Linked DNA regions of Homo sapiens: region 1 is linked to region 2. Evidence: read pairs that join two places in POLR2A ChIA-PET (ENCODE). Cell type or tissue: A673. All regions are shown on one strand. Region 1 overlaps SKAP1 (src kinase associated phosphoprotein 1). Region 2 holds the start of PRAC1 (PRAC1 small nuclear protein).

The links. ChIA-PET counts read pairs that join two places held together with the same protein. Peaks named below come from ENCODE experiments on the same cell type or tissue, not always from the same donor. Only the 100,000 strongest peaks of a DNase experiment are listed, where the experiment ranks them.
Region 1: POLR2A ChIA-PET joins it to region 2 with 5 read pairs; 2 of 35 experiments call an interaction of 5 or more read pairs at or near these places.

Annotation. Positions count from the first base shown.
Region 1 is chr17:48,140,694-48,145,693 of GRCh38, reverse strand. All of the region lies in intron 11 of SKAP1 (src kinase associated phosphoprotein 1), which reads left to right. Among named protein-coding and RNA genes, the nearest start is that of MIR1203, 13 kb to the left of the region's middle. RefSeq lists an enhancer at 1,807-1,876. In A673, no CTCF peak of the experiment used is centred here; no DNase peak of the experiment used is centred here.
Region 2 is chr17:48,720,178-48,725,177 of GRCh38, reverse strand. It overlaps PRAC1 (PRAC1 small nuclear protein), which reads left to right and starts at 2,660. Exons shown (of 2, transcript NM_032391.3): 1 at 2,660-2,860; 2 at 3,279-3,459. The coding sequence starts at 2,786. The coding sequence ends at 3,377. It overlaps PRAC2 (PRAC2 small nuclear protein), which reads right to left and starts at 1,993. Exons shown (of 2, transcript NM_001282275.2): 1 at 1,865-1,993; 2 at 420-850. The coding sequence starts at 767. The coding sequence ends at 495. It overlaps HOXB13 (homeobox B13), which reads left to right. Exons shown (of 2, transcript NM_006361.6): 2 at 1-415. It overlaps MIR3185 (microRNA 3185), which reads left to right and starts at 703; the gene lies at 703-770. RefSeq lists enhancers at 1,684-2,199, 2,200-2,714. In A673, CTCF peaks have their summits at 485 (motif pointing left), 2,747 and 4,498; DNase peaks (open chromatin) are centred at 497, 1,537, 2,087, 2,587 and 1 weaker place; H3K4me3 peaks cover 5,000 bases; H3K27ac peaks cover 5,000 bases.

The DNA.
Region 1 (5,000 bases), 580 kb after region 2:
TTTTAAGCCTTATGATAGGCGCCTGCTGGTTTTCCCCCAATATCCCCTGACACCTACTGACAGGGTATTTGCAGCACCACACAGGGACTCAGGGCCCTGTGACAGGAGGAGCTCTGAGGAGGTCCATGATAGTCCTGAAACCATAAACAGCAATAGGAAACCACTGGAGGCAGAGTCAAGCTGTGCAACATGCCCATTGTTGGTGGCCATACTGCTTTTTGTTTATAGAATTTGCTGTTCTTTTTATGGCAGGTTTGGTAGGGTTTTTTTTTTTCCTTGTTGATGGAGATTAGCATAAATCCTTTTATGGCAGTGTGAAATCTGCCATAAACACTTTGATTGTTGCTGATGGTGAGCGCTGCGTCTATTTCAGGTTCACTCAATGCTTCATTCATCCAGACCAATAGTTTCTACAGCCATATAATGGAGTGCAAATAGCCAACTTTTATTTTTAAGACTTCTTCATGTGGGTTGTTCAAGGAGGTGGGGCAAGGTTGGTATTGAGAGAAGCAGATGTTTAGTCAAACCTAGAAATATTTATGAGGAGAACAAACCATACACTGTGCTTATTTTAGATGAAAGTTTCTAAAAAGACTTTGTGGCAAGAAGCAAGCCCTGATGGAAAGGTTTGTGGGTTTTTTTTTAATAACTTTTTATATTCTTATCTAAAACATCTTCATTGAACAATTTTGTATAATTTAAATCTTAGCCCTACCATTGAGAATATATGTAGAGTTATGGAATAGTGAGCATGTATAATTCTGAAGCCCTAACACAGTCACTTGTAGATGTGCATCCCTACCTTGAAGACAGAAACACTTCCAAATTGAGGATTTCAGGTCTCCTGGGAGCCTCTCAGCATTTTTCCAATCTTTCCAAACATCTGGGCAAAGAGAAATCAGACTTTATAGAAAACATTGATCCCAGAAATTCAGTTCTCTTTGCCATCCTAAAACTAAAACTCAAGAATCAGCAACTTAATAAAAATGCAGTAAATTAGCACCTTTAGACAGGAGCAGGGTTCATTCAGAGCTGGGGTCTGCCTGACTGAGCCAGTACTCTCTCCATTTTAATAGTTTAATAAAAATTAGCATAATTAACGAACATCTGTATGATCCAGAGTGGTGCAATTTGGCACTTGGAAACGAGGGCTTAAACATGATTGCTGTGAGTTTAATGTTGTTTTAATTCTTTTTGGCACTGTGCAGTGAAATAAACGTTTGGTGGTGATAGTTCTCGGCCGGATCTCATTTGCATTTTTCTCCCTTTGATTATGAGCAATTGTGGACTCCCCAGCAATTCATCAAAGTAGAAATTATTTTAAAATACCTCGTGGTGTTCAGACTGGGCTGGAGCAACGCATGGGGGTGGTAGTGGGAGAGAAGGTTAGAAATTTTCCATTCATGCTTTAAACATCTCAGCCCTGCAGCCCTTTTCGGGTATACAGCCAAGGGATGAAATCTGGAAAAGACAGTCAGATCCCGGGACCTGTAGGTGCTTTGATTAAGCTCCCAGGCTCCCACAGCAGGATGCATATGGTCTCTGGGACTGTGCCATCCTCCTTACACTTCTGCCTGCTCTTTTGTTTTGAAGGGCAGAGAGTTGATTTCACTCATTTCAGTTCTCATCACTGTGGCGAGGCTTCTACATCTGCAGTCGGCAGGGTCAGTGTTCCCCTGGAGCAAGAGCAGACAGACTGGGAGCCTGGCTTTTGCAGGTACCCTGCTGAGACTCATCTGCTTCCTGTTCGCACCCTCTTCGAGTTGGCAGAGAGCACCTTCCCAAGGCTTCATCCCTACTCCTGGCATTACGACTAAAGAGGGGTGCTACAAAGTGTTAGTCAAAGTTAGGAGCGTTGAACAACCCCCGGGGAGCAAATGCCTTACTGTCCCCTGCAGGTGATGCAGATGACAGCATCTGGCAGGTGGAAGACCACATTTCACACATTTCAGCAAGTTGACTTGGATCAAAAGACTCTCAGACAACACTGCCCACTCTCTGCCTGTGAGATAGCAGAAGAGCTAAAGCTAGTTTTTACGAGTTACAATGTGAGAGGTAGACAGAGTATGTATTTCCCCTTCACAGCAAGGCAACACTACAAGAAAACTTAAGTCAGAAACTGCCCTAATTTCAGTGTCGGAAAATGGACAGTAACATATCTTGTACCAAGAGGAGCTTAAAAATGCCCTGACAGGCTGGGCAGGGTATAATCCCAGCACTTTGGGAGCCTGAAGCTGGGGGATCACTTGAGCTCAGGAGTTCAAGGCTAGCCTAGGCAACATTGCAAAACTCTTATCTCTACAAAAAAAAAATACAAAATAATTAGCAAATAAAAAATAATTAGGCAGTGGCATGCACCTGTGGTCCCAGCTACTCTGGAGGCTGAGGCAGGAGAATCTCGAGCCCAGGAGGCAGAGGTTGCAGTGAGCCGAGATCATGCCACTGCACTTCAGCCTAGGTGAAGGGAGTGAAATCCTGTCTCCCAAAAAAAAAAAAAAAAAAAAGCTAAAGAATTATAGGTAATTTCCCATAAGACGTTGCGAACTGTAGGGAGAAGCTGGCCTGGGAGAGGGAGGAAATGAGGTGTGGTGGGTCAGGCACAGTGGCTCACTCCAATAATCCCAACAAGCAGGAGGATTGCTTGAACCCAGGAGTTCAGGACCAGCCTGGGCAACATAGGGAGACCCCATCTCTACAAAAAAAAAAAAAAAAGTTTTTTTTTTAACTAGCCAGGCATGGTGAAATGCACCTGTAGTCCTAGTTACTTAGGAGGCTGAAGCGGGAGGATCACTTAAGCCCAGGAGTGGTTGCAGTGAGCTATACTTGCACCACTGCACTCCATCCTGGGCAACAGAGCGAAACCCTGTCTCAAAAAACAAAACAAGAAAAGAAGGTGTGGTGTAGGAAGAGGTGGCAGACAGACACATTTAGTTATTTAAGGCTGATTTTCACAAGGCACTTCCCTGGTCCTAAAAGGATCAACTCAGTAGTCTCACTTCTTGTGGCATTTCAGACTCTTATTGTTGTATAAGGAGCCATTTGAGGAGACTGTCTCCAAAGGTAGTTGATCTCTTTCTGCCACAACTAGTTCAATCACCAGGGGAATATCTTGGAGTTAGTTGTAACTAAATCTGCTCAACTAAGAATACAAATTCCCACTGCCCCCTTCATTTCATCATAATCTCATTTAACAAGTTTTTTTGTTTGTTTTGTTTTGTTTTGTTTTTATTTGAGATGGAGTTTCGCTCTTGTTGCCCAGGCTGGAGTGCAATGGCATGATCTTGGCTCACCGCAACCTCCGCCTCCCGGGTTCAAGCAATTCTCCTGCCTCAGCTTCCCGAGTAGCTGGGATTACAGGCATCCTCAACCACGCCCAGCTAATTTTTGTATTTTTAATAGAGACAGGGTTTCACCATGTTGGTCAGGCTGGTGTCGAACTCCTGACCTCAGGTGATCCACCCACCTCGGCCTCCCAAAGTGCTGGATTACAGGTGTGAGCCACCGCGCCCGGCCTCATTTAACAAGTATTTATTTGGCCCCACTCTGTGCTGGATATAGTGCTGAATGCTGAGAACACAAAAGCAAACAAAACCAACAAGGTCCAGTCCTCAGAACTTTCCAACTAGTGATTGACACTGAGACAAAGACAGGCAGATAGAAGGCAGTGTAATCACAAGCTCTTTTCCAGGAAAGCACAGGGCACAGCACTGTGGACCGTGTAACCGGGACCCCACACAGTCAGAGAGTGTCAAGGAGAGGCTTCTAGGGAGTGAGTAACTCAGGAACTGAGATCTGAAGGCTGCTTAGGAGTAAGCCCCATGAAATGAGAAGGGAAGTAGAGGCTAAACAGGCAGAGGAAAGGTTCCAAGGTGAGGGAGCCTGTGGCCCATGGGAGCAGCTGAGACAAGTTCTATTTTACTAAGGAACACTAAATCTAGGAGGTGAGTAACAATGCTGAACAGTGAGTGGGACTGGGTCATGCAGGGCCTTGTCTACTTTGTTAAGAAGTTAAGGGGTGGCCAGGCACAGTGGCTCATGCCTGTATTCCCAGTACTTTGGGAGACCGAGGCAGGCAGATCACCTGAGGTCAGGAGTTCAAGACCAGACTGGCCAATATGGTGAAACCCCATCTCTACTAAAAATACAAAAATCAGCGAGGTGTGGTGGCAGGCACCTGTAATCCCAGCTACTCAGATTGAACCCAGGAGAATCATTTGAACCCAGGAGGCAGAGGTTGCAGTGAGCTGAGATCGTGTCAGTGCACTCCAGACTGGGCAACAGGGGCTATGGCTCAAAAAAAACAAAAACAAAAACAAAAACCAGTTAACAAGGGGCATTGGGAACCCACCGAAAGTTTCCAAGCAGAGCAGTGACATTATCAATGTGTACTGTAGGGAGCGAGTCTGGCTGCACAATGAATAGAGTGGAGAAGAAGAATGCTGATACAGAGATTAACTTGGAGACTGTTTCTGTAGTTCTCACGTGAGACGATAGCTACATGACCCTAAGGCATTGGCAACTGGGAACGGAAAGAAGATGGAGGATTTTAGTAATATTTTAGAGGGAGAATCGACAGGACTCAAGGATTGATTAGAAGAGGGGGATGGGGCTGGGCGAAGTGGCTCACACCTGTAATCCCAGTACTTTGGGAGGCCGAGGCGGGTGGCTCACCTGAGGTCAGGAGTTCGAGACTAGCCTGGCCAATATGGTGAAACCTCGTCTCTACTAAAAATACAAAAATTAGCTGGCCATGGTGGCACGTGCCTGTAGTCCTAGCTACTCGGGAGGCTGAGGCAGGAGAATTGCTTGAACCTGGGAGGTATAGGTCGTGGTCAGCCGAGATCATGAGATCACACCACTGCACTGCAGCCTGGGTAACAGAGAGCAAGACTCCATCTTAAAAAAAAAAAAAAAAGAAGAAGAAGAAGAAGAAAGAAGAAGAAGGTGAAAGTGAAATTGGGAATGACTCCTGAGATTCCAGCCTGGGTAACAGTGCATTG
Region 2 (5,000 bases):
CAGGTCACTTTCTGCCTTCCACGTCCTCCTTCAAGGAAGCCCCATGTGGGTAGCTTTCAATATCGCAGGTTCTTACTCCTCTGCCTCTATAAGCTCAAACCCACCAACGATCGGGCAAGTAAACCCCCTCCCTCGCCGACTTCGGAACTGGCGAGAGTTCAGCGCAGATGGGCCTGTGGGGAGGGGGCAAGATAGATGAGGGGGAGCGGCATGGTGCGGGGTGACCCCTTGGAGAGAGGAAAAAGGCCACAAGAGGGGCTGCCACCGCCACTAACGGAGATGGCCCTGGTAGAGACCTTTGGGGGTCTGGAACCTCTGGACTCCCCATGCTCTAACTCCCACACTCTGCTATCAGAAACTTAAACTTGAGGATTTTCTCTGTTTTTCACTCGCAATAAATTCAGAGCAAACAAAAGATGTGGAATCTTAGAGATTTATTCCACTGGTGTGTTAGGACCATTAAAAAGACGTGGGCGCCCCCTTCCGACAGAGGCTCACCACTCCAGGAGAACCTGCGGGCAGGCTTTCATCGTCCGCGGAGCTACAGGCTTCCAGCGGCCTGGGGCCTCGTGGGTACTGAGCTGCGTGTGGGGGTCCAGGACCCGATGTCGCCTGCCATTCGGCCAGGGCATCGGCAGATGTATTGGTCCAGCCCCCGAGAGACCCAGGAAGAAGGCAAGGAGGTTCGGTACGAGCCATCTCGAATGGAAGAAGAAGGCGGTCGGTCTGCGGGAGCCAGGCCGCAGAGCCATCCGCCTTCTGTCCATGTCTTCTTTATCTTCCTCGCCATAATAATTAGTGGTGTGGACCCCCCCACACACACTTTTTTTCGGATTTACTTGTATGGAACCTGTGCAAAAAATATTTAATTTCGTTTTGTATTAAACGCTTTCATTGGGAATCCCTTCCCAATTTTAGTCTCCCACCTATCCCTGGACGACCACATTGAAATCTCTCACTTATTTGTGTTTAAATCACAACAAAATCTACAAACCTATATTCGCCTGCAGATATTTATTTTTACATAAGGGCTATGTTAAGCTACAGGAGGAAATGTTTTGCTTACCATTCGGACAAACGTGTGAACACAATGTCACAATAGGTGAATCCAGACAATGAGCTCACAGACGAATAAACGCAGAGGCACACACATATACTCCGGAAAATAAGCAGGGCGCCTTTTCACTAACAAGGCGCAATTGTACCCTGAGCTGCCCTCCAGACCGTTCCCCTCCCTCAGAGCCAAACTCCCGCAGCGAATCTCTCAGCAAGCTACGAAATGGGATCACAGGGTCGCGTCTACGCGGGCTCCAGGCCCGAAATAATTTCTAACTCCAAAGCAAGTGGATTTTATTAGGCCTCCAGAAGCCGAATAAGGGAGTAGTGGCGCAATGCGTAGAAACTACCTCCGGAAGCTCTTTTTGAATCTCGGTTCCAGCACCCGCAACGCAGAGCGCGAACCTGAGGCTCCATCTTTCGGGTTTTACTCCGGCTGGCTAGCGCTTCCGGGAACCCTGCGAGGCCGCCGCCAGCCGAGAATCCGCCCCGCCTTCCCTGCAGGCGATCCCTACTCCAAATAGTAGTTCCCGGGCCGGAAGCTGGAAAGCCCTCGAAGCAGGAAAAAGCCTCATCCAGGCCCCCCAGTTCTCGGGAGCAGCTCCAGCTTTCCTTCCCCAACCTAGAGCAAACTTCTCTTCCCTGCAGCTCCCCTCCCCCCCTTCATTAAAGTTATATTGAAGGTGCTAAGTGCTGCACTCTAATTGGGTTTCCTTCAGGGGAGACCCTGTGCCCCCCGGCCCCAACCCGTCCTGTCTAATAGAAATCCCCGAGCTGCAACCGCGAATTAAATAGATGAACTCGTTACCGTAAACTTGCAATAAAGCCCGGAGGCGACTGCTGCGGAGGGGGCAAAAGAAGGTTTCGTTGTTTTTGAAATTTATACCATTCTCACCCTCCCGAACAGTCGCTCTCCAGGGAAGAGGGGAGAAAGCTCGGGAGCGGCCCCGGGCCTCTAGCCCAAAAGCAGGACACCCCGCCCCTCCCCCCAGGCACTGGCCTGGGCCTGAGACAGATTTAAAACATCCAATGAGGAACCGATGCCAGCCTTTCTTCCTCTCTCCCTACCAGTTAGTTCTGTGTAGAGGGGATGAGGGGGAGGGGACGAAGTGGTCGGGGGAGAGTGAGGGAAAGAATTCCACCATTACCTTCTCTCCTCCCCTAAACTGCCCCCGAACTGGGAGGTGCACAGGGGGCAGCAAAAGAGTTTAATCGCCCCTAGAATAATGCTGGCGCCCAGCCTGGGGGGAGGGTCAGGGACTTTGCCATTGAACTTGAAGTTCCAGGCTGGTGGTCTCCACCGCCCCCGCCCCCATTTTCCTAAAAGTTTTATGGGAAGAGGGAGGAAGGTGAGGGGAAGAGAGGACTTCTCTGGCCTTGGGAAAGAGGGAGGAAGCCAATCAGGGGAGGAAGGGCCACAGCAACCAGGAGGTCCAGGGAGATTCGGAGGTTTGCGGGGAGGCGAGGAGGCTGCTGGGAGGAGACACTCCAGCTTTCGCCCCTACTTGCAGCTATGAGGTGGGGAGCCACCAACCGCAGGCCTTCTTACTGAGCCCCGCCCCAGACTCTACAGGGAGAGGGGCACCCAGTGCTGTGCTCCCGTCCTTCCTCTCCTAGCCTAAGGCGTGCAAACAGAGCGCCACTGGGAGGCTGAAACCTTTAGGCCGATGCTTGCTTGCAAGGTCAGGCAAGCTGGATTCTGGTCCCCACCTTTGCAGAGAGAACAGCGATGTTGTGCGCCCATTTCTCAGATCAAGGACCGGCCCATCTTACTACCTCCAAGAGTGCTTTTCTCTCTAATAAGGTAAACTGATCGGTGGGCCAAGGGCGTTATCGACGGATCGCTCAGTATGGTAGCTGCATCAGGAGGCCCTGGGAGAGGGTCTCCCAGGAATTTGGGAGCCTTCAGAAGTTTTGGGAAACAAGGGAAGGGTGAGCAGCAGGCTTTCACCGATACCACCTGGCGGGAGCACCTACTCGCGGTTCCTGGAGAGACCGGCAGCCGCCCTGGGCAGAAAGGGACAAAGAAAATGTTTCGCAGCACGCGGGACCTGCAGGACCTAGGCGGGGGAGAGGCTTGGGAGTGGGAACTAGCACCCGCTGTAAGGTCTGCCATAAGACTTAATGTTTGTCTCCAATGGGATGGAGTCCTGGCATAAGCAAAATTAATATTGATAACGTTATTATTATTTAAAATTTGTAAATATTGTAAAATATTTTAGAAAACATCTACTTTGAAACATCTACTGGGCGAGACCAGGAGTGATGGCTCAGCCTGTAATTCTGGAATTTCGGGAGGCCGAGGCAGGAAGATTCCTTGAGCACAGGAGTTCCAGACCAGCCTGGGCAATGTAGCAAGACGCTGTCTCTATTTATACAATAAAATTTTTTTAAAAAAGGAAACTGGGTGAAAGTTAACTGTGATTATAACAATTTTTCTTTTTTAAACTAACTCATCCTTAAGGCAAAAGCTCTGGGCCTTAAAAAAATAAAAACGGGCCAGGCATAGTGGCTCATGGCTGTAATCCCAGCACTTTGGGAGGCTGAAGTGGGCAGATAACTTGAGGCCAAGAGTTTGAGATCAGCCTGGCCAACATAGTGAAAACTGTCTCTACTAAAAATACAACAATTAGCTGGGCATGGTGGCTCACACCTGTAATTCCAGCTACTCAAGAGGCTGAAGCACAAGAATTGCTCGAACCTGGGAGGTGGAGGTTGCAGTGAGCTGAGATTATGCCATTGCACTCCAGCCTATGTGACAGAGTGAGACTCTGTGACAAATAATAATAATAATAATAATTGCACCTTTTTCTCTGGGCCCCTGGCTTCCTTATTCCCTTTCCTGCACCCTCTCAGAAGCTCTGCCTTGCCAAGTGTGGGATCAATGCCACAGCAGGCATGTGTGCGCACAGGGGCTCTGGGTCCAGTACAGAAGCAGGCTGGGGACCACATGCTCACATCTTCAGCCAACCACTGATATTGCCAAGTCATTGGTCTTGGGGTGGGCACAGTAATCCACAAAAACACTCAGGACTCACCTAACTCTCTTCTCCCCACAGCTGGCTCCTTCCCTGCCAGTTCCCCCTCCCATAATGACAAAACCCACAATTGAGTGAGCACTTTATAACCTAAAGAAATTGAAACTAAGAGGGTAAGTTACTTGATCTGGGTCCCAAAACAGGAGCGCTTAACCTCTACCACCAACTGAAAAAATAGAAAGCCCAGGGACTCCTCTATTGTCAACATACCTCTCCCTGCAAGGCCCTTCAGACACTAACAAGCACCTGCTTCCATCCGGAGTCACCCAGCTGAGATCACACAGGTGCACCCAAACACCCTAGACCCAGCCCCTCCTCAGGCACTGGACAGATCTGCATATATGCAAACAGGGGATTAAACACGTGTGGACATTTTTGTCAACCAACTACTCATTAATTGAGTATGCAAAATCTTCCACTAGGGGTGGAAGACAGGAGGAAAGAGTTGGAAATATGCTCTCCCTTCCCACCAGGCCTGACTCCTATGCTGGTAAATCTTGGGTCTGCAGCTTCCCCATATGTGACCTGAGGCCAGAGGATTTTATTCCATGACCAAATGACTACAATCAGAACAAATGGGGAACAGGACGGGGAACAGGGAAAGAGAAAGATACACACACACACAGACAAGCAAGGCTTCTGGGAGTCTTCCCTGGAGAAGATGCTTGGAATATCAAATCCGGGAGGGAAGATGTGAACAAAACTCGGAGGAGGCCAGAAAATGCAGGTCGCGGTGGATAGAAGGACGGTGCGGATCCTTACTCCGGGTGAGCTAGAGCTGGCCAGGCAGAGAGCAGGGGCATCTCACAGGGTCCTGGACCCCCAGGCGAAGCCTGGGCAGTAATCAGACGTCCCCTTGCCCACTCAGAGGCTGATCGCCTTACCCTCATCCAGGCGGGCACACAC